Regions from separate parts of the Homo sapiens genome. Here region 1 is linked to region 2. A link is a loop called in an ENCODE intact Hi-C map of the cell type or tissue named here. Cell type or tissue: OCI-LY7. All regions are shown on one strand. Links, peaks and the distances in the headings refer to the core of each region. The heading gives the core; the rest is flanking DNA.

The links. A loop is a pair of places that touch in the nucleus more often than their neighbours do. Peaks named below come from ENCODE experiments on the same cell type or tissue, not always from the same donor. Only the 100,000 strongest peaks of a DNase experiment are listed, where the experiment ranks them.
Region 1: it touches region 2 in a loop (1.9-fold over the local background); 9 of 110 quality-filtered maps call a loop at or near these places.

The regions. Positions count from the first base shown.
Region 1 is chr22:40,937,270-40,948,443 of GRCh38, forward strand. No RefSeq gene overlaps it. Among named protein-coding and RNA genes, the nearest start is that of RBX1, 8.5 kb to the right of the region's middle. In OCI-LY7, for the core only: no CTCF peak of the experiment used is centred there; a DNase peak (open chromatin) is centred at 6,442.
Region 2 is chr22:41,185,317-41,196,490 of GRCh38, forward strand. It overlaps EP300-AS1 (EP300 antisense RNA 1), which reads right to left. Exons shown (of 3, transcript NR_110514.1): 2 at 10,166-10,205; 3 at 1-1,007. It also overlaps the pseudogene LRRC37A14P and the pseudogene LOC646927. Among named protein-coding and RNA genes, the nearest start is that of EP300-AS1, 6.6 kb to the right of the region's middle. In OCI-LY7, for the core only: a CTCF peak has its summit at 5,227 (motif pointing left); no DNase peak of the experiment used is centred there.

The DNA.
Region 1 (11,174 bases), core at 2,157-10,156, 250 kb before region 2:
TGCGGTGAGTTGAGATCGCGCCATTGCACTCCAGCCTGGGCAAGGAGAGCGAAACTCTGTCTCAAAAAAAAAAAAAAAAAAGAACTATATCTGCATGTGGGCAACAGGAAGAGGAGGACTAAAGGCAGCTTGAGGTTGACAGTATTTGTATTTAAGTAACTGAAATGAGAATAAAATCAAATAGCAGGAGTTTGGCCAGGCGCGGTGGCTCACGCCTGTAACACCACCACTTTGGGAGGCCGAGACAGGCAGATCACCTGAGCACAGGAGTTCAAGACAAGCCTAGGCAATATGGTGAAACCCCGTCTCTACAAAAAAAAAAAAATCAAAAATTTTGGTGGTGCCTGCCTGTAGTCTCAGCTACTTGGGAGGCTGAAGCATGAGAATCGCTTGAACCCAGGAGGCAGAGGTTGCAGTGAGCCGAGATCGCACCACTACACTCCAGCCTGCGTGACAGAGTGAGAATCTGTCTCAAAAAAAATACAAAATTGAAAACAAAAACCAGGAGTTTATAATCTCATGGTCCCCTGCAATAATTAGATTATTATGTTTGAAGTATCATGTCCATTTTGGGGCACCTGTTTTTAAAAAGATATGCTGGCCAGGCACAGTGGCTCATGCCTGTATTCCCAGCACTTTTGGAGGCCGAGGTGGGCGGATCACCCGAGGTCAGGAGCTCGAGACCAGCCTGGCCAACATGGCAAAACCCTGTCTCTACTAAAAATACAAAAATTAGCTGGGCATGATAGTGGGTGCCTGTAATCCCAGCTACTTGGGGAGGCTGATGCTTGGACCCGGGAGGCGGAGGTTGCAGTGAGCCGAGATGGCGCCACTGCACTCCAGCCTGGGCAACAGAGTGAGATTGTGTCTCAAAAAAAAAAAAAATGTTAAGTAAAAAAAAAGTTAAGTAAAAAAAAGAATGTTAAGTAAATAGAATCACATCATACAGTGTGTAACCTTGAGGGATTGGCTTTTTTTTTTAATTCAGCAGAATTCTCTGGAGATTCCTCTTGTTGTTGCATATCAATAGTTCATTCCTTTTTATTGCAGAGTGGCATGGATTTACCAGTTTAGCCACTGAAGGATATCTGGCTATTAAGAATAAAACTGCTATAAACATTTATGCATAGGTTTTATGTAAATAGAGGTCTTCATTTCTCTGGAATACATGCCAGGAGTGCAATAGCTGGGGTTTTTTGTTTCCGTTTTGTTCTCTTTTAGAGTCAAGACCTCACTCTATCGCCCAGGCTAGAATGCAGTGGTACAATCACAGCTCAAAGGAATGCAGCCTCAAATTCCTGGGCCCAGGTGATCCTCCAGCCTCAGCCTCCGGAGTAGCTAGGACTAGGCACCTGTCACCACACTCAATGAAGTGTGTGTGTGTGTGTGTATGTGTGTGTGTGTGTGTGTGTGAGAGAGAGAGAAAGAGTTTAGAGACAGGGTGGAGAGTCTTGCTATGTTGCCAAGGCTAGTCTCAAACTCCTAGTCTCAAGCAATCCTCCCACCTCTGTCTGCTTTATTTTGTAAAAATACAAAAAATTAGCCAGGCATGGTGGCGCGGACCTGCAGTCCCAGCTACTTAGGAGGCTGAGGTGGGAGGATCGCTTGAGCCAGGGGCTGTCAAGGCTGCAGTGAGCCGTGATCATGCCACTGCACTCCAGCCAGGGCAACAAGAGTGATACCCTATCTCAAACAAAACAAAACACACTACCGCCAGGCGCAGTGGTGCATGCCTGTAATCCCAGCACTTTGGGAGGCTGAGGCAGATGGATCACCTGAGGTCAGGAGTTCGAGACCAGCCTGACCAACATGGTGAAACCCCTAATAAATCTCTACTAAATACAAAAAATTAGCCAGGTGTGGTGGCGCATGCCTGTAATCCCAGATACTTGGGAGGCTGAGGCAGGAGAATCGCTTGAACCCAGGAGGTGGAGGTTGCAGTGAGCCAAGATCACACCATTGCACTCCGTCCTGGGCAACAAAAGCAAAACTCCATCTAAAAAAAAAAAAAAAAGATACTGGAGATACTGGCAAACTTTCCAAAGTGACTGTACCATTTTGCATTTCTACCTGCAATGTATGAGTCATTCTGTTTTTCCACCTCCTCACCAGCATTTGGTGTTGTCACTGATTTTTTTTGTTTTTGGGTTTTTTTGGCCATTCTGATTGGTAGTGATATCTCGTTGTGGTTTTAATTTGCATTCTCTGATGGCTAATGGTGTTGAACATCTCTTCATCTGCTTACTTGCCATTTGTATTACATATATCCTCTCCAATGAAATCTCTTTTCCTGCCATTTGCTCATGTTCTAATTGGATTGTTTTTTGACAGCTGAATTTTAAGAATTCTTTCTTTATATATGCTACCTATTAGTGCTTTGTCAGATATGTGGTTTGCAAATTCTTTCTCCCACTTTATAGCTGTCTGTTCCTCCTCTTAACTGGCCCTTTCACAGAGCAAAAGTTTTAAATTCTAATGTTCAATTTATCGATTGTTCCACTTATAGATCATGCTATTATTGGTGCCAAGTCTAAGAATTCTGTCTGGCCCTAGATCCTGCAAATTTTCTCCTCTTTCATTCTAAGTTTTTTTTTTTTTTCTGGCTTTTTTTGCTGTTGTTTGTTTTTGAGACAGAGTCTCACTCTGTCACCCAGGCTATAGTGCAGTGGCACTATCTCGGCTCGCTGCAACCCCTGCTTCCCAGGTTCAAGCGATTCTCATGCCTCTCAGTCTCCCAAGGAGCTGGGATTACAGGCGCCCGTCACCATGCCCGGCTAATTTTTGTATTTTTAGTAGAGATCGGGTTTCTCCATGTTGGCCAGGCTGGTCTTGAACTCCTGGCCTCAAGTGATCCACCCATCTCAGCCTCCCGAGATTGTAATCTCGGGATTACTTGTAATCCAAGTGCTAGGATTACAGGCGTGAGCCACCGCGCTTGGCCTTAATTCTAAAAGTTTTATAGTTTTAGGTTTAAGTTCATGATACACGTTGAGTTAATTTTTGGATAACATGTGAGACATAGGTCAAGGGTTTTTTGTTTTGGTTTGGTTTTTGTTTGCCTACAGATGTTCAATTGCTCCAGCACCATTTGTTAAAAATGGTGTGTTTTTCCTCTACTGAATTACTTTTGTACCTCTGTCAAAATTCAGTTGGGCATATTTGAGTGAGTCTTTTTCTGGGTTCTCTATTCTGTTCCATTGGTCTATGTGTCTATCCTCCACCAACACCAGTCTTGATTACTGCAGTCGTAAAAAATAAGTCTTGAAAGCAGGTAAAGAGATTCCTCCCACTTTATTTTTCCTTTCCAAAATTGTTCTAGCTATTCTAGTTCCTTTGCCTTTTAATGTAAATTTTAGAATAGGCCCGGCTCAGTGGCTCATGCCTATAATCCCAGCACTTCGGGAGGTGGAGGCAGGCAGATCACCTGAGGTCAGGAGTTTGAGACCAGCCCGGCCAACATGGTGAAACCCCATCTCTACTAAAAAAATACAAAAATTGGCTGGGCGCGGTGGCTCACGCCTGTAATTTCAGTACTTTCGGAGGCTGAGGCGGGCAGATCACCTGAGGTAAGGAGTTTGAGACCAGCCTGACCAATATGGTGAAATCCCGTCTCTACTAAAAATACAAAAATTAGCTGGGCATGGTGGCAGGCGCCTGTAGTCCCAGGCGTGGTGGTGGGCACCTGTAGTCCCAGCTACTCAGAAGGGTGAGACAAGAGAATTGCTTGAACCTGGGAGGCAGAGGTTGCAGTGAGCCAAGATCATGCCACTGCACTCCAGCCTGGGCGACAGAATGAGACTCCGTCTCAAAAAAAAAAAAAAAAAATTAGCCAGGCGTGGTGGTAGGTGCCTGTAATCCCAGCTACTTGGGAGGCTGAGGCAGGAGAATCACTTGAACCTGGGAGGTGGAGGTTGCAGTGAACCGAGATCCCACCACTCCACTTCAGCCTGGGTGACAGAGCGAGACTCTGTCTCAAAAAAGAAAAAAATAAAATAATCATCTTGTCTATAAATAAAAAAAAAACTTACTGGGATTTTGATAGGAATTTTGTTAAACTGTATATCAATTTGGTGAAAACTGACATCTTTACAATATTGAATCTTCCAACCCATGAACACCGTATGTCTATTTATTGTAAAAAAATGTGTAGACCAGGTATGGTAGCTCATGCATGTCATCTCAGCACTTTGGGAGGCTGAGGAGCGATGATTGCTTGAGGCCAAGAGTTGGAGACCAGCCTGGGAAACTTGGTGAGACACATCTCTACAAAAAATACCAAAAAATTAGCTGGGCATGGTGACACACGCCTATAGTCCCAGCTACTCGGAATGCTGAAGGAAGAGGATTGCTTGAGCCCAGGAGTCCAAGGTTGCAGGGAGCTGAGATCACACCACTGCACTCCAGACTGGGCAACAAAGGGAGCTTGTGTCTCAAAAATATACATATATTTTTTATTTCTCTTATCAGTGTTGTGTAGTTTTCAGCACACAAGTCTGAAGTATGTTTTGTTAGATTTACACCTAACTATTTCACTTTTTGGATGATTAGAAGTGGCATATTCCTTTCAATTTCAGTGTCCACATATTCTTAGCTAGTATATACAAATACAATTGATTTTGGTATGTTTATCATGTATTCTGTAACCTTGCTGAACTCATTTAGTTGTAAGAGTTTTGCTAGATTCCTTGAGATTTTCTACATAAACCATGTGTCATCTAAAAATGGGACAGTTTTATTTCCTCCTTTCCAACCTGTATGCCTTTTACTTCCCTTTTTTTTTTTTTGAGACAGAGTCTCAATCTGCCACCCAGGCTGGAGTGCAATGGTGCGATCTGGGCTCACTGCAACCTCCGGCTCCCTGGTTCAAGCGATTCTCCTGCCTCAGCCTCCCGAGTAGCTGGGATTACAGGTGTACACCACCACATCTGGCTAATTTTTGTATTTTTGGTAGAGACGGGGTTTCACCATGTTGGCCAGGCTGGTCTGGAACTCCTGATCTCAGGTGATCCACCCGCCTCAGCCTCCCAAAGTGCTAGGATTACAGGCGTAAGCCACTGCGCCTGGCTACTTCCTTTTTTTTTTTTTTTTTTTTTTTTGGTCTTGTCCCACTGGCTAGAAGTTCTAGTGCTATAATAAATAACAGTGAAAGAGTGATGAGGCCTTTCTTGCCTTGTTCCCAATTTTAGGAGAAAGTATTCAGCATTTCACCATTAAGTACACTTGTCCCTTGATGTCCATGGGGGATTGGCTCCAGGATCCCCCACGTATACCAAAATCCCAGGATCTTCAAGTCCCTGAGATAAAATGGTGTAGTATTTGCATATAACCTAGGCATACCTTCCTGCATCCTTTAAATTATCTCTAGATTACTTATAATACAATGTAAATGCTATGTAAATAGTTGACGTACCATATAGTCTAGATAGGAAATAATGACAAGGAAAAAAAGGCTGTACATGTTCAGTACAAACACAACATCCTTATTGGGTTTTTTCCCCCAAGTATTTTTGATCCCTTGTTGGTTGAATCCACAGATACAGAGGACCAGAGGTATAACATCGGCGGGTTTTTGTACCTGCTCCTTATCACATTGAAGAAGTTCCCCTTCTACTTCTGTTTTTCTGAGAATTTATATCATGAATGGATGTTTAATTTTGCAAATGTTTTGTGTGCACCTATTGATATAATCATGTGATTTTTCTTCTTGAGCCCATTAATATGGAAGAATCCATTGATTTATTTTGAAATATTGAACCAGCCTTGCATCCCTGGAAAAAACCCCACTTGGCCATGGTGAATAATCATTTTTATATTTGCTAATATTTTGTCCCATTAACAAAAATTTTAAAAATGTTTGTAGCTATCATTTGCTAATATTTTGTTGCGGATTTTTGTGTGTATATTCATGACAGTTATTATTTCTGTAGTTTTCTTTTTTGTACTCTGTCTGGTTTTGTTATCAGAGTAAAACTAGCTTCATAAAATTATAGATGATCCTCAACTTTTTGTTTTTTCCTTTGAGACAAGTTCTGGGTCTGCCCAGGCTGGAGTGCAGTAGCACGATCTCAGCTCACTACAGTTTCCACCTCCCATGCTCACGCTTGTAATACCAGCACTTTGGGAGGCCAAGGCAGGTGTATCACTTAAGGTCAGTAGTTCGACACCAGCCTGGGCAACATGGCAAAACCCCGCCTCTACTAAAAATACAAAAATTAGCCAGGCATGGTGGCATGTGCCTGCAGTCCCAGCTACTCAGGAGACTGAGGCACAAGAATCACTTGAAGCCGGGAGGCAGAGTTTGCAGTGAGCCGAGATCACACCACTGCACTCCAGCCAGGGCAACAGAGTGAGATTCTGTCTCAAAAAAAAAAAAAAAAGTTATAGGGCTATTCAAATTATTTCATCTTGGATGACTTGTGGTAACTTGTTTTTGAGGAAGTGATCAATTTTGCCTAAGTCATTAGATTTTTTTTTCTTTTTTTTTTGAAACAGGGTCTCACTCTGTTACCCAGCTGTAGTGCAGTGGTGCAATCATGGCTCACTGCAGCCTCGACCTCCTAGGCTCAAGAGATCCTCCCACCTCAGCCTCCCATGTAGCTGAGACCACAGGTGTGTGGCACCATGCTGGGCTAATTTTTTTTTATTTTTTGTGAGGCAGGGTCTCACTATGTTGCCCAGACCAGTCAACTCCTATGTTCAAGCAATCCTCCCACTTCGGCCTCCCAAAGTGCTGGGATTACAGGTGTGGGCCACTGCACCTGGCTTGGACTTATCTATTTCTACTTTTAGGTCTGTCAGTTTTCACTTCACATGTTTTGCAGTGCTGTTTTTTAGTGCATACATATTTAGGATTGCTATGTCTTCTTAGTGGATTGACTCTTTTAGCATCGTATAATGTCCCGCTCTTTCTACGTTAATTTTCTTTGCTCCAAAGTCCACTTTAGTTTATTTTAGTATAGTCACTCTTGCTTTCCTTTGATGAATGCTTGTATGACACAACTTTTTTCATCCTTTTACTTGCAACTTGCCTATATCATATCTGTAGTGAATTTGTTGCAGATAACATACAACTGGTTTTTTTTAAAATCCACTCTGCCAATTTCTTTTAATTGGCATATTTAGACCATCTGCATTTAATGCAATTGTTGATATGTTAGGGCTGAAGTCTGTCATTTTATTTTTTTCTATTTTTCTAATCAGCTTCCTCAGGTTGAAGTGATTATTTTATTTTTGAGACAAGGTATCACTCTATCACTTACACTAGAGTATAGTGCCGAAATCGCAGCTCACGGCAGTCTTGACATTGGTGGGCTCAAGTCATCCTCCTGCCTCAGCCTCCCAAGTAGTTAAGAATACAGTTGTGCACCACCACACTCATGTTTGTGTGTGTGTGTCTGTGTGTGTGTGTGTGTGTGTGTGTGTGTGTATTGTTTGTAGAGATGAGGTCTCATTATGTTGCCAAGGCTGGTCTCGAACTCCTGGGCTCAAGGGATCCTCTTGCCTTGGCCTCCCAAAGTGCTGGGATTACAGATGCGAGCCAGCGTGCCCCACCTCATTTTATTTTTTGTTTTCTGCTTGTTCTCTGTTTTTCTGCCTTTCTGTGTTAAACATTTTTTACAATTCCATTTTATCTATAGTGTTTCTCTTCTGAGTGTGTCTCTTTGTATAGCTTTTTAAGTGATGGCTCATATATACATGACTTATGACAGTCTACTAATGTCATCATTTTACCAGTTTGAGAGAAATATAAAAACCTTACCTCCCTCTGTGTCCCTTCACCATTCCCAGTTTATACGATAATTGTTTGAAATATTTTCTCCATATAGATTTAGGACTATATTAGATAATGCTATAATTTTTTTTTTTGGAGACAGAGTCTCGCTCTGTCACCCAGGCTGGAGTGCAGTGGCACAATCTCAGCACATTGCAACCTCTGCCTCTCGGGTACCTGGGATTATAGGCATGTGCCACTATGCAAAGCTAATTTTTTTTTTTTTTTTTTTTTTTTTAGCAGAGACGGGGTTTCACCTTGTTGGCCAGGATGGTCTCGAATTCCTTTTTTTTTTTTTTTTTTTTTGAGACGGAGTCTCGCTCTGTCACCCAGGCTAGAGTGCAGTGGTGCGATCTCAGCTCACTGCAAGCTCTGCCTCCCGGGTTCACGCCATTCTCCTGCCTCAGCCTCCCGAGTAGCTGGGACTACAGGTGCCCGCCACCACACTCAGCTAATTTTTTTGTATTTTTAGTAGAGATGGGGTTTCATCGTGTTAGCCAGGATGGTCTCGATCTCCTGACCTCGTGATCCACCCGCCTCGGCCTCCCAAAGTGCTGGGATTACAGGCGTGAGCCACCGCGCCCGGCCTCGAATTCCTGACCTCAGGTGATCTGCCTGCCTTGGCCTCCCAAGGTGCTGGGATTACAGGCATGAGCCACTGCGCCCGACCTAAAGTAAAAATTATAGCATTCCCAGCACTTTGGGAGGCCGAGGTGGGCAGATCATGAGGTCAAGAGATTGAGACCATCTTGGCTAACACAGTGAAACCCCATCTCTACTAAAAATACAAAAAATTAGCCAGGCGTGGTGTCAAGTACCTGTAGTCCCAGCTTCTTGGGAGGCTGAGGCATGAGAATTGCTTGAACCCGGGAGGTGGAGGTTGTAGTGAGCCGAGATGGCCCCACTGCACTCCAGCCTGGGCAGCAGAGCAAGACTCTGTCTCCAAAATGAATTTTTACTTCAACTGTCATACATAATTTAGAAAACTCAAAAGGATAAGAAAAGCTTATTGCATTTGCCCATATTTTTACTTTCGTGTTTGTTTTTTCTAATTTTCCAAGGTCCTTGTTTTATTGTTTTCTTTCTTTTTAGAGAACTTCCATTAGCCCTTTCTTGGGGAAGGCCTACTGGTGACAAATTCTCTTAGTTTTCCTTCTGAGAATGTCTTGATTCCCCCTTGATTCCTGAAGGACATTTTCACTACATATAGCATTCTGAGTTGACAGGTGTTTTTTTGTATTCGCTTTTTGCATGAAAAACATTTTGCCACTTCTGCTGGCTTCTGTGGTTTGCAGTGAGAAATCTGCCATTCAAATGATTTTTCGTCTTTAGGTAAGGTGTTTTCTCTGGCTGCTGTCAAGATTTCTTCTCTCTTTAGTTTTCAGAAGTTTAATTGTGATGTGTTGTGGCATGGATTTCTATGGGTGTATTCTGTGTAGTGTTTGCTCAGCTTCTTGAATCTATAGATTTTTCTTGCCAAAGTTGGCAAGTATCCAGCCATTATTTTACCCATTACCTTTTCAACCTGGCCCTCTTTATTCTCTCCTCCTGGAACCCTGAGGACAGAAATAGTAGATCTTTTGTAGTATTTCCACAGGTCCACAGGCTCTGTTTTTAATTTTGTTTTCAGTCTATTTTTATTTTCTCTTTCTTGTTCAGATCAGGTAATTTCTATTGTTTTTTTGTTTGTTTGTTTGTTTTTTGGAGACAGTCTCACTCCATTGCCCAAGCTAGATTGCAGTGGTGCGATCTCAGCTCACTGCAACATCCATCTCCCAGGTTCAAGTGATTTTCCTGCCTCAGCCTCCTGAGTAGCTGGGAATACAGGCACGCACCACCACACCTGGCTAATTTTTTGTACTTTTAGTAGGGACAGGGTTTCACCATGTTGCCCAGGCTGGTCTCGAACTCCCGAGCTCAGACAATCCACCTGCCTCAGCTTCCCAAAGTGCTGGGATTAGAGGTGTGAGCCACCACGCCCAGCCTTATTTCTACTGTTCTATCCTCCAGTTCAGTTATTTTTTTTTCTTCTGTCACTTCCATGTCTTTTTTTCCTCCCAGCTTCTGTTGGGAAAAATGTCACTTCCATTCTGTTATTGATCCCATCCACTGAGAGTTTTTAAATTCAGTTATTTGCATTTTTCAGTTCTAAGACTTTTGTTCTTTTTTTTTTTTTTTGAGACAGAGTCTTTCTCTGTTGCCCAGGTTGGAGTGCAGTGGCACGATCTCAGCTCACTGCAACCTCTGCCTCCTGGGTTCAAGCGATTCTCCTGCCTCAGCCTCCCAAGTAGCTGGGATTACAGGCGCGAACCACGACACCTGGCTAATTTTTTATATTTTTGGTAGAGATGAGGTTTCACCATGTTGGTCAGGCTGGTCTTGAACTCCTGACCTCAAGTGATCTGCCCGCTTTGGCCTTCCAAAGTGCTGGGATTACAGGCGCAAGCCACCCTTCCTGGAGGATACCTGAACTAAAAATACAAAAACTTACCCAGGCGTTGGTGGCGGGTGCCTATAATCCCAGCTACAGGAGAGGCTGCAGAAGGAGAATCGCTTGAATCCAGGAGTTGGAGGCTGCAGTGAGCTGAGATTACACCACTGCACTCCAGCCTGGGCAAGAGAGCAAGACCATACAAAAGAAAAAAAATAATAACCTTCAATGCCTTCCCATAAGATCTGTAATAAAATCCCTGCATGCTCTGGCCCCTGCCTGCCTCTCTGACATCTCTTACTACTTTCTGCTTGCTCAGTAAGCTCCAAATTTATTTACTCAACACATAATGAGCACATACAATGTACCAGTTTTTGTTACCAATAAACAAATCAAAATTCCCTTTTCTTGCTGAGGACATACAAAAAACAATAATCCTAATACACAAGTAAATGTCAAAATATGTTTGTTTGTTAGGAGATAGGGTCTTGCTCTGTCACTCAGGCTGGAGTGCAGTGGTGCAATTTCAGCTCACTGCAGCCTCGAATTCCCAGGTTCAAGGGATTCTCCCACCTCCTTAGCTTCCTGAGTAGCTGGGACCACATGCCCAACTTAGAAAAAATATGTTAGAAGGTACATGTAAATTGGATGGGGAAGTAGATCATGTAGGACCATTTAAAGGACTTCAGCTTAAATGTCACTCTTCACAGAAGTCTTATTTAATCACCCAATTTACTGTTGCCTCCTTCTCCCCTCAATCTCATTACCTTGTTTTCTTCACAACACTTATTGATACCTGAGACTGTTTTTTTTTTTTTGAGACAGAGTTTCACTCTGTCACTCAGGCTGGAGTGCAATGGCACAATCTTGGCTCACTGCAACTGTCACGTCCCGGGTTCAAGCAATTCTCCTGCCTCAGCCTCCCAAGTAGCTGGGATTACAGGTGCAAGCCACCACACCCGGCTAAATTTT
Region 2 (11,174 bases), core at 1,578-9,577:
AAGAATAAAGTTGGCCGGGCATGGTCGCTCACGCCTGTAATCCCAGCACTTTTGGGAGGCCGAGGCAGGCAGACCACGAGGTCAGGAGATCGAGACCATCCTGGCTAACATGGAGAAACCCCATCTCTACTAAAAATACAAAAAATTAGCCAGGCGTGGTGGCAGGCGCCTGTAGTCCCAGCTACTCGGGAGGCTGAGGCAGGAGAATGGCGTGAACCCAGGAGGCGGAGCTTGCAGTGAGCCGAGATCGCGCCACTGCACTCCAGCACTCCAGCCTGGGTGACAGAACAAGACTCTGTCTCAAAAAAAAAAAAAAAAAAAGAATAAAGCTGGAGGCCAGGCACGGTGGCTCACGCCTGTAATCCCAGCACTTTGTAGGGCAGAGGCGGGCAGATCACTTGAGGTCATGAGTTCGAGACCAGCCTGGCCAACATGGTGAAACCCCGTCTCTACTAAAAATTTAAAAATTACCATAGTGATGGGGCCTGTAATCCGAGCTACTCAGATGGCTGAGGTGGGAGAATCACTTGAGCCTGGGACACAGAGGTTGCAGTGAGCTGGATCGCACCATTGCATGCCTGCCTGGGCAATAGAGTAAGCCTCCATCTCAAAAATAAATAAAGTTGGACCCCTACCTTATACCAAATATAAAAATTTACTCAAAATGGATCATAGACCAAAACATAAACACTAAAATATTAAAATCACAGAAGAAAATATAAGTATAGGCCAGGCACAGTGGCTCATGCCTGTAATCCCAGCACTTTGGGAGGCTGAGATGGATGAATCACGTGAGGTCAGGAGTTAGAGACCAGCCTGGCCAATGTGGTGAAACCCCATCTTTACTAAAAATACAAAAATTAGCTGGGCGTGGTGGTGGGCACTTGTAATCCCAGCTACTTGAGAGGCTGAGGCAGGAGAATCGCTTGAACCCGGGGGGCAGAGGTTGCAGTGAGCCATGATCGCTCTATTGCACTCCAGCCTGGGTGACAAGAGTGAAACTCCATCTAAGAAAGAAAGAAAAAAAAAGAAAATATAGTTATAAATTTTCATGATCTTGGAATAGGCAATGGTTTCTTAGATATAACACCTAAAAAGCACAAGCAACCAAAGAAAAAACAAATTAGACCTCAAAACTTTCATGCATCAGAGGACATGACCAAAGAAGTAAAAAGATATACAGAATGGGAGCATATATTTGCAGATCACATATTTCTGTATCTAGACTATACTTAAAAATTTCGGCCGGGCACAGTGGCTCATGCCTGTAATCCCAGCATTTTGGGAAGCTGAGGCGGGCAGATCACCTGAGGTCAGGAGTTTGAGACCAGCCTGGCTAACATGGTGAAACCCCTGTCTCAACTAAAAAAAAAAAAAAAATTAGCCAGGCACAGTGGCAGGTGCCTGTAATCCCAGCTACTCAGGAAACTGAGGCAGCAGAATTGCTTAAACCCGGGAGGCAAAGGTTGCAGTGAGCCAATATCGCGCCATTGTACTCCAGCCTGGGTGACAAGAGCATGACTCAGTATCAAAAAAAAAAAAAAAAAAAAGGCCAGGCACGGTGGCTCACGCCTGTAATCCCAGCACTTTGGGATCACGAGGTCAGGAGATCGAGACCATCCTGGCTAACATGGTGAAAACCCGTCTGTATTAAAAATACAAAAAATTAGCCAGGCGTGGTGGCAGGCGCCTGTAGTCCCAGCTACTCAGGAGGCTGAGGCAGGAAAATGGTGTGAACCCGGGAGGTGGAGCTTGCATGAGCAGAGATCTCGCCACTGCACTCCAGCCTGGGGGACAGAGCAAGACTCCACCTCAAAAAAAAAAAAAAAAAAAAAAAAAAAGAAAAACAAACTTACTCTCAACAATTAAAAAAGGAGTAATATAGTTTTTTAAATGGGCAAAGGATTTTAGTAGATATTTCTCCAAAGAACATATACAAATGGCCAATAAGCACACCAAAAGATGCTCAAAACCGTTAGTCATTAGGGAAATGCAGGTCAAACCAAAATGAGATACTGCTTCACACCCACTCAGATGGCAGTAGTCCAAAGGACAATACCAAGTATTGGCTAGAATAGGGAGAAACTAGAACCCTCATACACTGCTAGTGATCATGGAAAATGGAAAACAGTCTAGCAGTTCCTCTAAAAAGTTCAACAGAGTTGGCCGGGCGCGGTGGCTCACGCCTGTAATCCCAGCACTTTGGGAGGCCGAGGCAGGCAGATCGCGAGGTCAAGAGATCGAGACCATCCCGACCAACATGGTGAAACCCCATCTCTACTAAAAATACAAAAATTTTAGCTGGGTGCGGTGGCACACGCCTATAGTCCCAGCTACTCGGGAGACTTAGGCAGAGAATTGCTTGAACCCGGGAGGCGGAGGTTGCAGTGAGCTGAGATTGTGCCACTCCACTCCAGCCTGGCAACAGAGCAAGACTCCGTCTCAAAAAAAAAAAGAAAAAAAAAAAGTTCAACAGAGTTACCATAGGACCCAGCAATTCTCCTGAGTATACACCCAAGAGAACTGAAAACATATGTTCACACAAAAACACATACACAAATGTTCATCAAAAGTATAAGCAATTCAGGCCAGGTGCGGTGGCTCACCCCTGTAATCCCAGCACTTTGGGAGTCTGAGGCGGACGGATCATTTGAGGTCAGGAGTTCAAGACCAGCCTGGCCAACATGGCGAAACCCCGTCTGCACTATAAATACAAAATTAGCCCAACATGGTGGCACTCGCCTGTAGTCCCAGCTACTCGGGAGGCTGAGGCACAAGAATCGCTTGAACCCGGGAGAGGGAGGTTGCAGTGAGCCGAGATCGCAGCAGTGCACTCCAGCCTGGATGACAGAGTGAGATTCCCTCTCAAAAAATTAAAATAAATATAGATATGTATCAAAAATAAAATACATTTAACATACCACTTAGCAATCTCATGTCTAGATATTTACCCAAGAGAAATAAAAACATATGTCCACACAAAGACCCTCATGTGACTGTTGATAGCATTTGATAGCATTATTAAAAATAGCCAAACGATAGGAACCACTGGAATACCTAACAGCTACTAACAGCGTAAACAATCGTGATACATTCAAACAATGCATTATCACCCAGCAATCAAAAGGAACAAAGAGCAAATAAACAACATGAATGAATCTGAAAGCGTTATGCTAAATGAAAAGAGCCAGATTTGCTGGGTGCAGTGCCTCACACCTGTAATCCCAGCACTGTGGGAGGCCGAGCCAGGAGGATCGCTTGAGACCAGGAGTTTGACTCCAGCCTGGGCAACATAGTGACACTTGTCTCTACAAAAATAAAATAAAATAAAATGAGTAATCATAACTAGCCAAAAAAAAAAAAAAAAAAGAAAAAAAAAAGCCAGATGCAAAAGAGTAAATCCCATATGGATTTCGAGAAAAGACAATAAAGGAAAGCAGTGGTTTCGAGGGGGAAGTAGTTGGGAAAGGGCAAGAGGCACAAAGGAGCTTTTTGGGGTGATGGAAGTGATGGTGGTGCTTTCACAACTGTGTACGTCTGTCAAAACTCATTGATTTAAAAAAGATGGATTTATTGTATATAAATTATATCTCAATAAATTTGAATGCCACAATGAGACACCAGTCATACTCACAAAAAAGGCTAAAACAAAATGTTGGACAATACCAAATGTTAGTAATGATATAAAGCAATGGAAACTCTCATCTAATTCTGGTAGAATGTAAAAATAGTGAAACTATTTTGGAAAAAAGTTTGGCCATTTCTTTTTTTTTTTTTTAAGGCAAAGTTTTGCTTTTGTTGCCCAGGCTGGAGTGCAATGGCGTGATTTCAGCTCACTGCAACCTCCACCTCCCAGATTCAAGCGATTTTCCTGCTTCAGCCTCCCGAGTAGCTGGGATTACAGGTATGCATCACCATGCCTGGCTAATTTTGTATTTTTAGTAGAGATGGGGTTTCTCCATGTTGGTCAGGCTAGTCTCGAACTCCTGACCTCAGGTGATCTGCCCGCCTCGGCCTCCCAAATTGCTGGGATTACAGGCGTGAGCCATGGCACCCAGCCTTTTTTTTTTTTTTTTTTTTTTTTTTTGAGATGGAGTCTTGCTCTGTCGCCCAGGCTGAAGTATGCAGTGGTGTGATCTCGGCTCACTGCAACCTGTGCCTCCCAGGTTCAAGCAATTCTCCTGCCTCAGCCTCCCCAGTAGCTGGTACTATAGGCACAAGCCACCATGCCTGGCTAATTTTTGTATTTTTAGTAGAGATGAGGTTTCACCATGTTGGCCAGACTGGGCTCGAACTCCTGACCTCAGGTGATCCACCTGCCTCAGCCTCCCAAAGTGCTGGGATTATAGGTATGAGCCACTGCATCCTGCTGGCCATTTTTTTTTTCTTTTTTTTTTAAGATGGAGTCTCATCAGTTTTCCATTGGTCTACAGACCATTCTGCCTTGGATGCCTTTGCTTCCTGCTGCTCGCTGAGAAGCTTCATCAGGAGGCCTGTTCGTGACATGAGCTTGGCACAGGTCCCTTGCACATGTGTTTCTGAACATTCCATTTTCAAGGTCCAGATAACATGAGACATGAACCTTCTCACATCCTCATTGGGGATGAGGGACCATAGCTGCTGGGTTAGCTGAATTTCAAACTGATCACCTGGGGACGAGAGCAATGGGTAATTGAAGCTTTTGGGCTTGGGGGACAGGTCAGTGCCCATGCTGTTGTATTCCCATTTTGTCTCAGTTTGTTTAACAGTTTGCTCTAAGTTGAATGCAGTCCCAGTGGAATCTGCCTCAGGAGGATGATTGTAGTTTGTGTTTTCAGAGATGGTGCCTTTTGGCATAATAATGTTTTCCATAAAAACGATTTCTTCAAAGGCAAAAAAAAAAAAAAAAAAGAAAAAAGAAAAAAAGATGGAGTCTCGCTCTTGTTGCCCAAGCTGGAGTGCAATGGCGCGATCTCGGCTCACTGCAACCTCCGCCTCCCGGGTTCAAGCGATTCTCCTGCCTCAGCCCCCCAAGTAGCTGGGATTATAGGTGCCTGCCACCATGCTGGGCTAATTTTTATATTTTTAGTAGAGATGGGGTTTTGCCATGTTGGCCAGGTTAGTCCCAAACTCCTGACCTCAGGTGATCTGCCCACCTCAGCCTCCCAAAGTGCTGGGATTACAGGCATGAGCCACCGCGCCCTGCTGGCCATTTCTTATATAGTTACTCATTCATTTTCCCTATGTCCCAGCAATTCTACTTCTGGTATTTATTCAAGAAAATAAAAATATTTGTCCACAAAAAGGATGTTTACAGCAGGATTATTCCCCGTAGCTAAAACTGGAAACAGCTCAAATGTCCATCAACAGATGAATGGATAAACAAATTGGTACAATGGAATACTGCACAGCAGCAAAAATGAATGATTATAATATGTGCATCGACATAACTAAATCTGAAAGACATTATGCTGTGTGAAGGAGAACTCAAAAGAGTACATGCTGCATGATTCTATTTATATGAAGTTCTAGAGCATATAGAACTAAGTTATGATTATAGAAATCATAATGGTAAAATATGTTGCAAAAATATTAAATACAATTTACACTTCTATATTTTAAAAATTAAGCTGAAACAGGGATTAAGTTAGTATTCAAAATACATGCCATCAGATCCAGTACACCTGCAAGGACAGGGTCACAGATTTGACTTTTAGCTTCTTAGCCACGGAAGGAAAGCGTTCAAAACAATCAGTTATATGATTGTATCCAAAAGATGGGTGTGGGGGCGGAATCAGCTATTGGCCGGGCACAGTGGCTCATGCCTGTAATCCCAGCACTTTGGGAGGCCGAGGTGGGAGGATCACTTGAGCTCAGAAGTTCAAGACAAGCCTGAGCAACACAGCGAGACCCCATCTCTACAACAAATTTTTTTTCTTTTATTATTTATTTTATTTCTTTATTTTTTGAGATGAAGTTTCGCCCTTGTCACCCAGGCTGGAGTGCAGTGGCTCGATCTCGGCTCACTGCAACCTCTGCCTCCCAGGTTCAAGCGATTTTCCTGCCTCAGCCTCCCGAGTAGCTAGGATTATCAGCACATGCCATGTCCGGCTAATTTTTTGTATTTTTGGTAGAGAGAGGGTTTCGCCATGTTGGCCAGCCTGGTCTGGAATTCCTGACCTCAGGTGATCCGCCTGCCTCAGCCTCACAAAGTGCTGGGATTACAGGCATAAGCCACTGCACCCAGCCAAAAAAATTTTTTTTTTAATTAGCCCAGCCTGGTGGTGCAGGCCTGCAGTCCCAGCTACTCGGGAGGGTGAAGCAGGAGGATCACTTGAGACCAGGAGGTCAAGGTTACATGAGCTATTATTGCACCACTGTACTCCAACCTGAGCAACAGAGTGAGACCTTGTCTCTTTAAAAAAAAAAAAAAAAAGAACAAAAATAACAAGTATTTTTTACATTTTGGAATTGAGATATGAGAGAAATTCCCACACTGCACCACAGTTGAGGTAGTGGACAACCAAGTTCAGTCTACACACATTCCACTTGGCTGTTGCTTAAAAGGTCTTGTGATGTAACAACAAAGTAAACTTCAGTTGAAGCACCTTTATGAGAGGCAATGACACATGAATCGGACCCCACTGAAACCAGTAATAGGGATAAATGGACATGCTGTTAGGGTATAAGACAGCCAAAAAATTTTCTCTCAGGATAGACATTACAGCCCTAATAACACACTTGATTCTTTGCTTTAGCCTAATAAGGAAAGCAGATTTCCAATCAGTGAGAGGAGTTCCCCTCCGCCAGCGATTTGGGAAACTGTTGGGAGTTGTGGTGGTAGCAGAACACAGGAGCAAGCCACTCAGGAGCTGGACAAGGGTGGTAGCAGTGGGGATGCAGAAAGGGGACATACTGGAGATGTGTTTTGTGGTGAGAAGTAGTTCAGATTCAGAACTTGCTCACAGATTTGCAAGTAGGAGAAAGTGAAATCAAGGCTAATAGTTCCTAGGTTTTTGTTTATAATTTGGTTTTCTCTTGTGATTACATTCTTTCACTTCACAGTTTTTATTGAGAGCCTGCTAAATGCCATGTTACATTCACGGTGCCTGATTACAGAGGTGGAGAAGATAAGGACCTGCTCTCGCTTGATTAAGAGCACGGATGCTGAAGCTAGTCTGCTTGGATTCAAATCCCAGCTCTGGGCTGAACATGCTGGCTAATGCCTATAATTCCAACACTATGGGAGGTAAAGGTGAGAGGATCACTTGAGCCCAGGAGTTCAAGAGCAACCTGGGCAACATAGTGAGACTGTCTATACAAAAAAAAAAAAGAAAAAGAAAAAGAAAAATTAACTGGGCATGGTGGCACATGCCCATAGTCCCAGCTAGTGGGGAAGCTAAGGTGGGAGGATGGCTTGAGCCCTGGAGGTCAAGGCTGTAGTGAGCAATGAATGATCTTACCACTGCACTCCAGCCTGGGTAATAGAGTGAGACCCCGTTTCAAAATATAAAAAATAAAAAATCCCAGCTCTGCCACTAACTAACTGTATGACCATGTGCAAGTTACTTAACCTACCAAGACTCAGTCTCCTCATCTGTAAAATGGGCATAATAAAAGTAGCCACCTTCTAGAGTAATAGGCCCGATTCTAAATGCCTAACAAGATTAAACATTAGCCAGGTGCGGGCTCCCACCTGTAATCCCAACAATTTAGGAGGCCAAGGCGAAAGCATTACCTGAGCCTAGGAGTTTGAGACCAGCCTGGGCAACATGTCAAGGCCCTGTCTCTACAAAAAATACAAAAAACTAGCCAGGCATGGTGGTGCACACCTCTGGTCCCAGCTACTTGGGAGGCTGAGGTGGGAGGATCACTTGAGCCCGGGAAGTGGGGGTTGACATATTCCAGCCTGGGCAACAGAGCAAGACCCTGTCTCAAAAAAAAAAGAAAGAAAAAGAAAAAGCATATTAAGTTTTAGCTATTACAATTTAAGGAGCTTTCATTCTAGTGAAGGGAAGCAGAAAATAAACTAGCACTAAATATTAGGTTATGGTAAGTTCAAAGAAGAACATTTAAAAAGGAGATATAGAGAACTTCATGAACTACTTCACTTAGGTGCTCCGGAGATGACATTTAATCTGAGACCTAAATAGCAAGGGGCCAGACATGAAAATATCTAGGAAAATAACATTCTGGAAAGAAACAATGAATGCAAACTCCCCAGGGCGAGAACAAGCTTAGCACATCCCAGGGACAGAAAAAAGGGTAACAGCCGGGCGCAGTGGCTCATGCCTGTAATCCCAGCACTTTGGGAGGTCAAGGTGGGTGGATCATTTGAGGTCAGGAGTTAGAGACCAGCCTGGCCAACATGGTGAAACCCTGTCTCTACTAAGAATACAAAAAAATGAGCCGGGCATGGTGGTGCACGCCTGTAATCTCAGCTACTCGGGAGGCTGAGGCATGAGAATCAGTTGAACCCAGGAGGTGGAGGTTGCAGTGAGCTGAGATCGCACCACTGCACTCCAGCCTGGGCAACAGAGTGAGACCCTGTCTCAAAAAAGGGAGGGAGGAAGGGAGGGAGGGAGGGAGGGAAACAAGGCTGGAATTCAATGATAGAGGAAGAAAACGATGCAAAATGAAGTTGTAAAGCAACTAGTTGACAGATCAGTAGGTCCTGATAGGTCAAGGCAAGGAATTAGATGATGATGATGATGATGGTGATGATGATGATGATGATGATGATGATTATCATTATTATTTTGTAGATGGAGTCTCGCTGTGTCTCCCAGGCTGGAGTGCAGTGGCGCAATCTCAGCTCACTGCAACTCAAGTGATCTCCTGACCTCAAGTGATCCTCCTGCCTCTGCCTCCCAAAGTGCTAGGATTACAGGCGTGAGGCACTGCGCCTGGCCTTAGGTATTATTTTAAGCGCAATGAGGGGCTAGGGGAGCACTTTAAGAGAAGGGTGGCATGATTTGTCTTACATTTTAAATAAATCAGTCAGGCTGTTGTGTGGAGAATAGGTTTTAGGGTGGCAAGAAAGGAAGCAGAAAATTAGGAAGCTATTATAGGACTGCAGGCAAGAAATGACAAGTGACTTCATCTGGGGTAGTAGGCGATGGACAGATCTGGGATGTGTCTTAGATATAGCATCGGCAAGACTTACACTTTAACCTGAGCGCAGTGGCTCACACCTGTAATCTCAGCACTTTGAGAGGCAGAGGCAGGAGGATGGCTTGAGTCCAGGAGTCTAGAGACCTGCCTGAGCAACACAGTGAGACTCTGCATTTCTTAAAAATAAAAAAAAAAAAATTAGCTGAACGTGGTGGCATGCACCTGTGGTCCCAGTTACTCAGGAGGCTGAGGCAGGAGGCTCACTTGAGCCCAAGTCAAGGCTGAAGTGAGCCATGATCACACCACTGCACTCTAGCCTGGACAACAGTGAAACCCTCAAAATAAATAAACAAACAAATAACTTCTGTCTTTCAAGTTTGTTGGGAGGATAAACAAGCTATAGGATAAGTGAAAAACACTTAGCCCCAGCACCTGACACATATCATAGGCAAAAGGGTAACAGCCGGCTTCTCTTCCCTTTCACAGTCCTATGGGGATTTTAAAAAAATAGCATCTCTTGGTATACTGTCAGTGTTTGTGGTGATGGACTACCACCTGTGTAGACCTCTCAGCATGTATTAATAAATACATTCCTCAAAAACGGACATTTGGGAGCCGGGCATGGTGGCTCACGCCTGTAATCCCAGCACTTTAGGAGGCCGAGGTGAGCAGATCACCTGAGGTCAGGAGTTCAAGACCAGCCTGGCCAACATGGTGAAACCTTGTCTCTACTAAAATACAAAAAATTAGTCTGGTGTGGTGGCGGGCGCCTGTAACTCCAGCTACGCAGGAGGCTGAGACAGGAGAATCACTTGAACCTGGGAGGCACAGTTTGCAGTGAGCTGAGATTGTGCCACCACACTTCAGCCTGGCTGACAGAGTGAATGAGACTCCGTATCTCACACACACACACACACACACACACACACACACACACACACACACATGCATTTGATAAGCACTTGCCAATTAACCTTATACATCCAGAAATAACATCACCAAATTAACTACCATTATTCTAAACATAAACAATTTTGGGTCTTTTAACTGATACTTCAAAATCCCTACTTACTTTTCTCATATTCCTTCCAATAATTTGTTAGGAGGTGGACCTGTCAATAGGAAGGACAAAAAATTATTATCACCAATACTCTCAAAGTAATCGTCACTTTGGGTAGAAACCCCAGTACACTCGGGGAATTTTCAGAATTCAATCAAGCCCATCCAACTGTCTCCAAGTTTTGACACTGCCTAAAGGACTCCTCACAGTTGGTTTAGCCCAACCCAGTAAGAAACATTTAACAAATAATTAAAAGTGCTGTGCCAGGGTGGTTGTGTTGCCGAGATACGGTTGTTGGTAGCTGGGGAGTGGCAGGCAGATCCAGCCAAGAATTGTGCCCTAAGCCAGGAGCTCTGATGATGAAATCACAGGATGTTTGAGTTTGGGGCTTGATGGTCATCCCAGGTGGTTTCCTATCGTGGAAAACATTTGATGTATAAGAGTAAGGCTCAGCCAGGCGCGGTGGCTCATGCCTGTAATCCCAGCACTTTGAGAGGCCGTGGAAGGCGGATCACCTGAGGTTGGGAGTTCAAGGCCAGCCTGACCAACACGGAGAAACCCCGTCTCTACTAAAAAAAAAAAAAAAAAAAAAAAGGCCGGGCGTGGTGGCTCATGCCTGTAATCCCAGCTACTTGAGAGGCTGAGGCACGAGAATCGTTTGAACTCGGGAGGCGGAGGTTGCAGTGAGCTGAGATTGCACCATTGCACTCCAGCCTGGGCAACAAGAGCATAACTCTGTCTCAAAAAAAAAAAAAAAGAGTAAGGCTCCACTGGGTGCGGTGGCTAACACCTGTAATCCCAACACTTTGGGAGGCCGAGGTGGGGAGATCACTTGAGGTCAGGAGTTCAAGACCAGCCTGGCCAACATGGTGAAACCCCCGTCTCTATTAAAAACACAAAAAGCAGCTGGGTGTGGTGGCTGGCGCCTGTAGTCCCAGCTACTTGGGAGGCTGAGGCAAGGAGAATTGCTTGAACCTGGGAGGCAGAGGTTTCACTGAGCCGAGATGGCGCCATTGCACTC